Regions from separate parts of the Mus musculus genome. Here region 1 is linked to region 2. A link is a contact called in ENCODE Hi-C or POLR2A ChIA-PET data. All regions are on one chromosome and are shown on one strand. The core of a region is the stretch at or near the end of the contact, and the rest is flanking DNA. Distances in the headings are between cores, read along the strand shown. Region 1 overlaps Fnip2 (folliculin interacting protein 2). Region 2 holds the start of Fnip2 (folliculin interacting protein 2).

Evidence for each region. Hi-C counts contacts between places; a loop is a spot of excess contacts on that map. ChIA-PET counts read pairs that join two places held with the same protein, here RNA polymerase II (POLR2A).
Region 1: a map of heart shows a loop between it and region 2 (2.0-fold over the local background). The contact joins the enhancer-like site here to the promoter of Fnip2 in region 2. A Hi-C loop is called at or near these places in 6 of 37 maps with a recorded cell type or tissue (gastrocnemius, heart and left cerebral cortex). POLR2A ChIA-PET finds 5 or more read pairs at or near these places in 4 of 5 experiments (Patski and embryonic stem cell).

Annotation. Positions count from the first base shown.
Region 1 is chr3:79,529,725-79,534,344 of GRCm38, reverse strand. All of the region lies in intron 1 of Fnip2 (folliculin interacting protein 2), which reads left to right. Among named protein-coding and RNA genes, the nearest start is that of Gm36442, 20 kb to the right of the region's middle. Within about 2 kb of position 2,469, at least 1 of the 3 ENCODE cell types and tissues checked has a DNase peak (open chromatin) inside an H3K27ac peak, as active enhancers do; it is heart, where a contact is called at or near this core.
Region 2 is chr3:79,565,465-79,570,117 of GRCm38, reverse strand. Fnip2 (folliculin interacting protein 2) reads left to right here and starts at 2,439. Exons shown (of 17, transcript NM_001162999.2): 1 at 2,439-2,609. The coding sequence starts at 2,515. It overlaps 4930589L23Rik (RIKEN cDNA 4930589L23 gene), which reads right to left and starts at 1,926. Exons shown (of 2, transcript NR_152118.1): 1 at 920-1,926.

The DNA of each region.
Region 1 (4,620 bases), core at 1,220-3,719, 36 kb after region 2:
CAGAAGTGTCTATACCAGAGGTAGAAATCTCTCTGTGGTTCAAAGAAGAGTCCCAAGGCCCACTTTTCATATGCCAAGAGTTTATAATCTCCTAAACATCCTACAGGATACTATAGAAAAATAAGCATGTAGTAGGTATTAAAGTGTGCTTAAAGTTATTATAGAAGAACTCAGAGGACAGAGGCCTGGGTCATATGGCAGAGTCCCAGTGGGGACAGACAGTTACTGTGTAAGGGACTGGCTCTCAGGAGCGCGGTTCCTTTAGTTTCTGTTTGAGAGAATCCCATCCAGGTACAGTCAGATCCTTATCCAGATGTCATCTGGGAGCATGCCTCTTTTTGTCCGTTATTCTTGTTTTAATTTATATGTGTGTGGATCTTGGATAAGGGATAAAATAGGTATATTTATGACATTATTTGGAATTACTTTGGAAATAGCAGTTTTGTGGCTAAACTACTAAGTATGTGTATAATGTTGAAAAAGAATGTCATGACAGCTGGCGGTATAGTACAATGGTTAGAATACTTGCCTAGCATGTATAAAGCCCTGGGTTCTATCTTAGTATACCTCCCCTCTTTAAAAAAAAAAGTGTTTTATGATCCTTCCTTACATACTAGTTAAGTCCAGATTGAAGTTTTAAGCCAAAATATCATTTATTTTATTATTACTATTTTTTAAAGGCAGTCTCGTGCACCTCAGGCTGCTCTCAGACGGTCTCTGCATCCCTAGTGCTGAGACCGGTGTGCTTTACCACTCAGTTTGTGAGGTGCTGGGGACTAAATGTCAGGCCTCAGGCATGCTAGCCAAACCAAATCAGCCCCCAAATTCATTTTTTATACAAAAAGTGAGATGCATTTCTCTAACACATCTGTATAGAATTCAGGATTTGAGCCCTTTTTGTTGTTTGCTTGTTTGAGGCAGAGTTTCTCTGTGTAACAGACCCTGGCTGTCCTGTACTCGATTTGTAGCCTAGGCTGGCCTTGAACTCACAGAGATCTATCTGCCCATCTCCCAGTGCTAGGATTAAAGGTGTGTGCCATCCTCCCACCTGCACTTCCCACCTACCCCTGCAGTTTATGCCATATTTAAAGCATTGTCCTGTCAGTCTTGCGCCTGCCCTCTCATTTCTTCTGCAAGTTTGGTCTGAGCATCAGATGACTGGGAGATGCTGTAGGCCATTTGTGTCCTCCAGCTGTCCTGTCCCTTAAACTGGAACTAATTTTCATAATATTTGGATGTTCCCTGTTTGTTTGTTTTTTTTTTGTTTTTGTTTTTTTTGAGTTATTTTAGACAGTTGAAAGGTAAAAAAGAACCCATGGCCAGTTTGTGCCCGGGGGTCAAAACTTCGTGCAAAAAGGAATTCGTTCTCTCCTACTCTAGGTCTGTCTTCACACCATCAGTTTAGCAGTTGCCACAGAGAAGAAAATTCATTGTCATAGGTGTGTTGCAATCTGAAACTTGGGAAGTCTTTTTTTTTTTTTTTTTTTTTTTTTTTTTTTTAAGTTCATGGAGGGTGGCGGGTTCCGGTCCAATGTACGGCATGTAAAATGTCTTAAATCAACTGAGGTCTGGGCCTGGCATCCCTAGTTTTCCTTACCTTAAATTAGTGGGTAATTTATAAAGATACTTTTAGGACTAAGACCATAGAGCCAGCCAATGGTTCACCTCACCTTAGGGATGGACCCAGTAGTACTTTCTTCAACCTAATTCCAGGCAAAAGGAATTGGTATCATCACTCTGCTGTTGGTTTCTAGCCTTGACCTGTGTTTAGGGGATCACCAGCTCAAATTTATCTCCTAACACTCCCATATCCAGGTGAGCTATGTTGATGTCAGAAGCTAGCACTGTTCTAGGGCTCTGGTAATTCAGGGCTTTCTCAGCTTGAATAAGCCCAGGAATTCAAATGCAAGAGTTAGAAGGCTTTTTACCATCAGTTGCCTCTCATCATCATTACTTTCCCCCATCCCCACTCATACCATGGCCAGAGTGTGCCCCAGCTCTGCTTCTCATCCCACACGTCTCCTTCTACATATTAAGATCTCCATTCGACTCTTGTGGGTAGCCATCCTTCACTCACTGTGGACAGAGTTTTGCAAGGTTGTGGAGTAGAAGCTGTCAGCTGATACTTACTCACATGAGAACCATTAAGAGGGTGGTGCGGCCAATGTCAGAGCAACCTTGCAGCTGAAGGTTTACCCAGAGCCACATGAGCTGGGCTCGTGACTAGTGAAGGCAGGGCTGCTTGTAAACTCAGCTCGAGATGCAGATGGTGTGAGTCAGTGCAAGCTGCTGGACCTGTTGAGTGCACTTGAGTGCAGGCGGAGAAAAAGCAGGGAGAGATTTGTACTTGTCTACTTTATTATGGGTTTACTGAGAGCACATCCGCTTCTAGAAGTCATCCTGGGCTTCATTTGCATGATGAATGAACATCCCTTTTTTTAAGCTCCCAAAAGAGGAAGTTAGTAGTAGCTGGGCTCACGTGCTGTGCTTGGAGGGAAATGGTCTTTAGTCTGGAGCTGCTGCTCGTCACCGTGGCATATCCTTCAGATAATGAAGGAACTTTACAGAGTGGGCTAGTCCACACTGCTGGTCAGGATCAACTGAAGAGCATCTATGCCCTCAGGAGATGTGTGGTGGTACAGCAGACAGCACAAACTGGCCAGTAGGCCAACAGGAGTCAGCCAGATGTCTGACCGATACCACTTGTGGTGCTGGGAGGATTTTCAAGACACTTGTATGTGCAAAGATTCCAAAATGTGCCAGAGGAGGACGCGACACAAATTCCACAGTGCTCAACCACAGGTATGAATGTTTAGTTCTGTTTCAGTCTGGAAAATACTAACCACACGGGACTCTAAGAAGCTTTATTGATTTGAATTATGTTTTCAAGAATGCTTTACGTAGGAGAAATGTAGTTATTGGTGACTTGTAGAAACAAGTCCTTTCCTCTGTAGAAAAGATGTAGGTAGGCACAGGTATCTGTAGTGGCTCTTAGGAGTCTGTCACTATCTTAACTTCTTAAGTGTTCATTACCTCTGCTGGGGCCAACTTGTGTGGAATCGATTGTGTCCTCTTTTGGAACGCTGAGCTTTATAAGGCAAAAGGTAAAGCTCTGAGCTTTAACTTAGCACACAGAGGACCAGAGGACAGGCAAGGACTGGAGACCTGCTTTGTGGGAGTGCTGAAGCCAGCTGCTGAGGGAGAACCTGGTTCGACTCTGGAAAATGCCTTTTGTGAAAAGGATGTGTATGACAAACTAACTTGAATAGCGAGGTTGGCCATAAGGAGCACAGTTGGACCTGTTATATTCTTTCTAGTTACTTTATATACTTTTTAGATGTATTTATTCTATTTATATGTATAGGTTGTTTTGTCTGTTTGTATTTCTGTGCACCACTTACATGCCTGGTGCCAGGAAGGCCAGAGGACGTCAGATCTTCTAGAACTGGAATTAAAGATGGTTTTGAGCTACCACATAGCTTCTGGGAATTGAACCTGGACCCTCTGGAAGAGCAGCCAATGCTCTTAACCACAGAGCCATGTCTCCCAGCCCCTTTATGTACTCTGGAAGAACTTCTCTAGTAGTGGAACTTAATTCCGACGGTCATTTCCCAAGAGTGGTTCACATGCTCTCTGCTCTTCCAAAGGCACCTGTTCATAGAGCAAGAGGTCATGAAGGTCATGAAGGGTGAGGACCATGAGGACCCTGAGGATGGCACTGTGATACGTGTGCTCTTACCTGCTCCTGTCAGGAAAGAAGGGTTGAGTGGTGGGGAAGTGGAGCTCCACCTCTGGGAGGCAGCCCCAGGGCTGACTGCGGCATGCTACTGCTGAGCTATGGGGTAGGCTCAGGTTGTTTTAAAGAGTCTTCTCTGGGAGTTCAAAACTGCATCATTAGGACATTTTCCCTTCTGTTTTTTTATTCTTCTAGATTTCCAAATCCCCAAGATGTTATTTGGGGTGGCCATCCACAAAGGATAATAGCCTGGATCATGGCAATTTCTTTAAAATTTGTAAAAAACAAAAACAAAACCCAAAAAACTTTGTGTGAGTGAGTGGTTTTCAAACTTTTAATAAACTTCTTTTGTTATGACTTTAATAATTTTCACATACTTTAAATATCAGAATGCTTTGCAACCTGGTTTTTTTTCCCCCCTTTAACTTTTTAAAATTTTTTGTTCCTAGTGCTTGAAAGGATTAAAGATACATTTTCTGTATTTGAGTTTTGTGCAGTAAAAATGCCTTTATGGTCGAAACATACGTGTATTCAGAATGTTCTAGCTGCACTCAGTTGATACCAGCTTTGTTGGTACCATCCAGAGGAGCATAGCAGTCAGCAGCCAGTTGAACATGTCTTCCCTCTCTCCACCAGCCGGACTCTGCTCACATCAGTGGTGAGCTGCTTTAGTCTGATTGACACGTGTTGGCTGTGTCATCCACAGCACAAGTGTGCTATCTTCTGTCTTCATGTCTGACTCAGTGATCAGGGGAACTCAGTGGTTCAGTGGCCTAGTTCGTTTCTTCCAGGGGCAATTTGGGTTGCCTCCAGAACACAAGTGTCTTGCCCCACCCAGGAAAATGTGTTTGAAATTCGCTGGAATTCATTTCAGGTAAAACCAG
Region 2 (4,653 bases), core at 1,190-3,689:
ACTTATCTAATATATATATATATATATATATGTATATATATATATATATATATATATCACACAAATCACATGAGAACAGAGTAGTTTGCCCTAGGTTAAATCCCCAACAACAACAAAACTGGAATGAGATCATTGGTGTTGAGTATTTTCTCTGGCAGACTAGGAGTTGAAATACAAATTTCTTCATGATATGATAAGCAATAGAGAAAAATTTTTTAAAAATGAAATTCTCTTAAAGGCTCTGTCTTCACCATGTCTTGTCCTGGTTTCATCTTCAAGCTTCTATCAAGATAGTGGTAACATTATATCCAGATATTAAATATTAATAATTATATCTCAGTTAGGAGGGAAGAAACGACTCCTAACTGCTTTTCTTCTAGCTTCTTCAGGAAGGAGAACCAGGTTTCAGCAGGTCACAAGCAGTATTTATGATAATATAACAGAAATCAAACTAAAACAGACTACAGAGCATGCATATATGGAAACAAGTCACAGGAACTGATAGATCGGCTTGTGGAAGACAGCCCTCACAAGTCCCAGTTTTCATTTCATTTCATTGTTATCCTGTCATCTCTAAGCATTCACAATATCCCTGTTCCTCTTCACATACAGAGCCATGTGGCAGTGCTAGAGACCCGGACTAAGAAACCAGGAAGCAACCTCTGGATTGGGGGCCTTGAGCAGATTAGAGCTATGCCCCACCCCCTCTTTTGATTACTTATATTTGTGAAATATGTTTGCTTTTAAACGTCTAAATGTCCTCTTTTTTTGTTTGCTTGTTTTGCTTTTTAGCGCTCTCTCTCTCTCTCTGTGTGTGTGTGTGTGTGTGTGTGTGTGTGTGCATGCGCGCGCATTGTGTAACTTTGTGCCTCTGAGTGCAGTGCCCTTGGGCACCAAAAGGGGGAGGACGACTTCTGACCTGGAGTTGGACTTGGTTGTGAGCTTTCTGATCCACTTGCTGGGAAGAGATCTCCAGTCCCGTGCAAACGCAGCTTATGTTTGTAACTGCTGAGCCATGTTTCTCCATCCTTAACTTTCCTTTGATCAAGTCTAAGAAATCTTGGTGGGTCATTTGTTCACCGTCCTCAAATTTGCTGGAGTCAGAGTGGAACTCAAAAGTAACTAACTCTAGCTCTACTACCTACCATCTGAACCACGTTAGAGCTCTAGGCCGCAAAACAGATTAATAAACTGTTTTGAATGTGGTCAGACTCTTCATAACCGCAGGTTCTTTAACGTCTTGCACCACAGCACAATAAATTCTCAGGGGGTCTGAGGCGTGAAAGCACAGGCAAATGAGTCTAAGCACACACTCAGCTTCCCTAAATCAAAGAATCTATTGAGTTTTTTTTTTTTTTTTTTATGTGCCCAATGTGAACACGAACTAGGAAAGCAATCATTTGTGTGTATATGTGGGCTTAACGCACGCACATATGGGCTTAGTACATGCACAGCTTTTGTGTGACTTATGTACCAGTGGGAACCAACACACCAAAAAACCCAAAAAAACCCCAAAAAACAAAAAAAACCAAAACAAAACCCGGTGACCTGAATAAACTGTTTGTAAATTCAAAATTGAGCCTGCTGATTTACTCTGGTTCCGGCAGTTGCTTGCTGGGACCTCAAATGCAGCAGGGGCCAGAATCCCCAGCAGCAACGTCAGGCACTAAAGTTGCTTCTCCAGCTCAGGCCACGTTTTCTGCTAGGGAGTCCTGGACCCGATAAAATGAGGACCAAGTTCAAGGGCTTTTCTTTCCAAAGAACAAAAACCTCCATAGTTGTGCTCTGGAGCTCAGTAGGTCAAGTGTGTGAAGACTCGTGCACCCCGCCCAACTCTCTAGCCCCAGTAAGAGCCCGGCGAGTGATAACTCCGGGCGTACCCCTAGTGATGTCGGCGCAGGGCGGGTAAAGCTGGCCAATGGAGACGTTAGGCCTCTATGCTCCTCCCCCTCCCCCCACACGCCCCGCCCCACTCCTCCCTACGAGCCTCTCCCGGCTCCACTCTCCGCTTCCCTGGCGCTCCTCCTCCATCGCCCACTCCTCTCTCCCACTCCCTTGTATTCCTCCCAACACGTTCCACTCTTCATCGCCTGCGCTCCTCCCAGTCCCTCTTGCTCCTCCCAGTCCCTCGTGCTGCCTTCTGACGCTCCTCCTCCCTCCTCCCGGCGCTCCTCCCCCTCGCTCGTGCACCCCCCTCCCTGCCATCCTCGTGCTCCTCCCCTCCCTCATGCTCTCCCTCCTCTTCTTCCCGTGCTCCTCCCTCTCCCTCGTGCTGCCCTCTCCGCGCTCCTCCTCCCGCGGGAGCGAGCTGTCAGCCGGGCGGGCCGGCTCCGTCATATGACCGGCCGGCGGCCGCGGCGCCGCACCTTCCGTCCGCTGCAGCGGTCCCGCGCTCGCGCCCCTCCGGGCGGCCGCGCCCCCGTCGCCATGGCCCCGCCGCGGCCGCCGTGGGCTGCGCGCTGAGCCGTCGGGTCCCGGAGCGTGGCCGCCCGCCCGGGCCGCCGCGTGCACGCCATGGCCCCGACCCTGCTCCAGAAGCTCTTCAACAAAAGGGGCGGCGGCGCAGCGTCTGCCCAGGCCCGGCCGCCCAAGGAGGAGCCGGCCTTCAGGTGAGCGCGTGCGAGCGGGAGGGAGGCCTCAGGCGGGCTGCATGGAGACCGGACCCCCGCGCCACCCTGTCCCCTCCTCCTGGGCGGGACCCCGCGCCACCCTGTCCCTTCTTCCCAGATCCTCCTGGGAAAGACCCCAGTCTCTCACTCTCCTCTGTCCCGGTCCTCCCGGGTGGGACCCCACGCCTCTCTCGCCCCTCTTTCTGGGTGGGACCCAGCAGCATCCTCTTCCCTCCCTCGCCGGGTTCTCCCAGGTTGGGCTCCTCTTTCCACTTCTTTCAGGGTCTCAGAGCCGCGAACCGCCCTGTCCCTTTTCTACTGCTCCTTCTGGGTGGAACCTCAGCGCCGTCCTCCTTCCTTGCTCTCCAGGTCTCCCCAGGTGGGAGCCCTGCGCCATCCTCTGCCCTCTTTCCTCAGGTGCCCCACAAAATTTCTCCATATGCCCCCGTGTCTGAGCACGTCTGGGACCGGTGTGTACCTTCCAGGGTCTCTGGAGGGAGAGTCACCTGCGTCTCCCCTGCCCCAGAGCCTGTAAGCTGTCATTTTGCAGGCAGCTCCAACCCACTGAGTATGTGACAGTATTTTGAAGTTGGAAAGGGTGAAGCCACGAAAAAAGCAGCTTCTTTCTTGCAGTGTATGACAAGCTCGCCGGCGGATGAATAAAAGTGTGTAATTTCCTCATCAGTTAGAAGGCTGATGCCGCATGATGAGTGGAAAGGGAGGGAAATGCTTTTTATGAAACGTCTCGGGTTCTAATTTAACAAAGCAGAGGCAGATATTTAATAGTTCATCTTCGGAACACATACCTTTGGATTAGCATGTGTTAAGCTGGCTCAAGACCCACAGCTCTAAGTGGCGGCTGGTCTTGCATTTTGAGCTAAGCAATTGGCTCTCAGTAACATCCCTATACTATTCTGCTTTTGAGTGGTAAGTTTCCAAAGATGCTCTCCTGGGTCCTGTACTGTCTCTCAGCACTACTAGTTGAGAAAACATTTTATTTGCCATTTAAGTTTTCATCACTATAAAACAAAACAAAACAAAACAGAAAACTGAACACCTCACACCGATTCAGACCTTCTAGGGATACTTTATGTTCAGAATGTAAGACTTTGAATTTTTTTTAAAAACAAACAAACAAACAAACAAAGGTCTCATTAGTCCAGGCTGGCTTTAAACTCTTGACAATCTTCCTGCCTTAGCTTCTCAAGTTCTGGGAACACCAACATGAAGCATCGCATTTGAAATGAATTTTGATTAAATCTCATCTCCTTTATTGCATAAAAATTCATTCAAAACACATACAAACACATTCCTATAGTTATATAAGATTTTCTTTTATCTTGTATTTCCAGTTTTATGTAGCCCAGGCTAGCTTCGATCAATTGATGACCTGATCGTCCTGTTAGTGCTTCTCAAGTGTAAGATTACAGTAAGCACGTGCTGCCATCCCTGGCTCCAACTTGGAGAGAATGAGACATTAAACAGAATAGCAGCATTTGTGTGTGTGTGTGTGTGTGTGTGTGTGTGTGTGGTGGGAGGTTGGAAGGTAAATTGTGAGGACTGCCTGGATCATGGTCAGTGCATTTCCGTTAGGCAGACTGGACCTGATTCTGTGCCTTCTATTTGTCTGCCTACCCGTGATGCTGTCGTCTAACGTCTCTGAGTTGTAGAATTACTTTGGAGTCAGGACATGTTAATTCTTCTTGGAATCCTAGACTAGACCAAGATTCCTCAGGTGTCTTCTTTGGTGGCCCTTACCAAGGACATTACAGCCATTTGAGTGCCCGTGGAGATGCGTGGTACTTGTCACTGTTTCTTACGTTCCCTGCCTACTTGTCCACCAGCACTCTTCCCTTCCCATGGATAAGGTTAAATTCAGTGTATTTTGAGCAACAGCAACAACAACAAAAAAATGTGGCTATATTTAGGGCTCGGCCATATTAGGAAAATTGATTCCCACTTTGTGAGTACAATATTAGTACCATGTTCTGTCTTCTCATTTGGTGTTTAAGGGAGAAGAAAGTGCAGTCTTTAACTTTTTTTA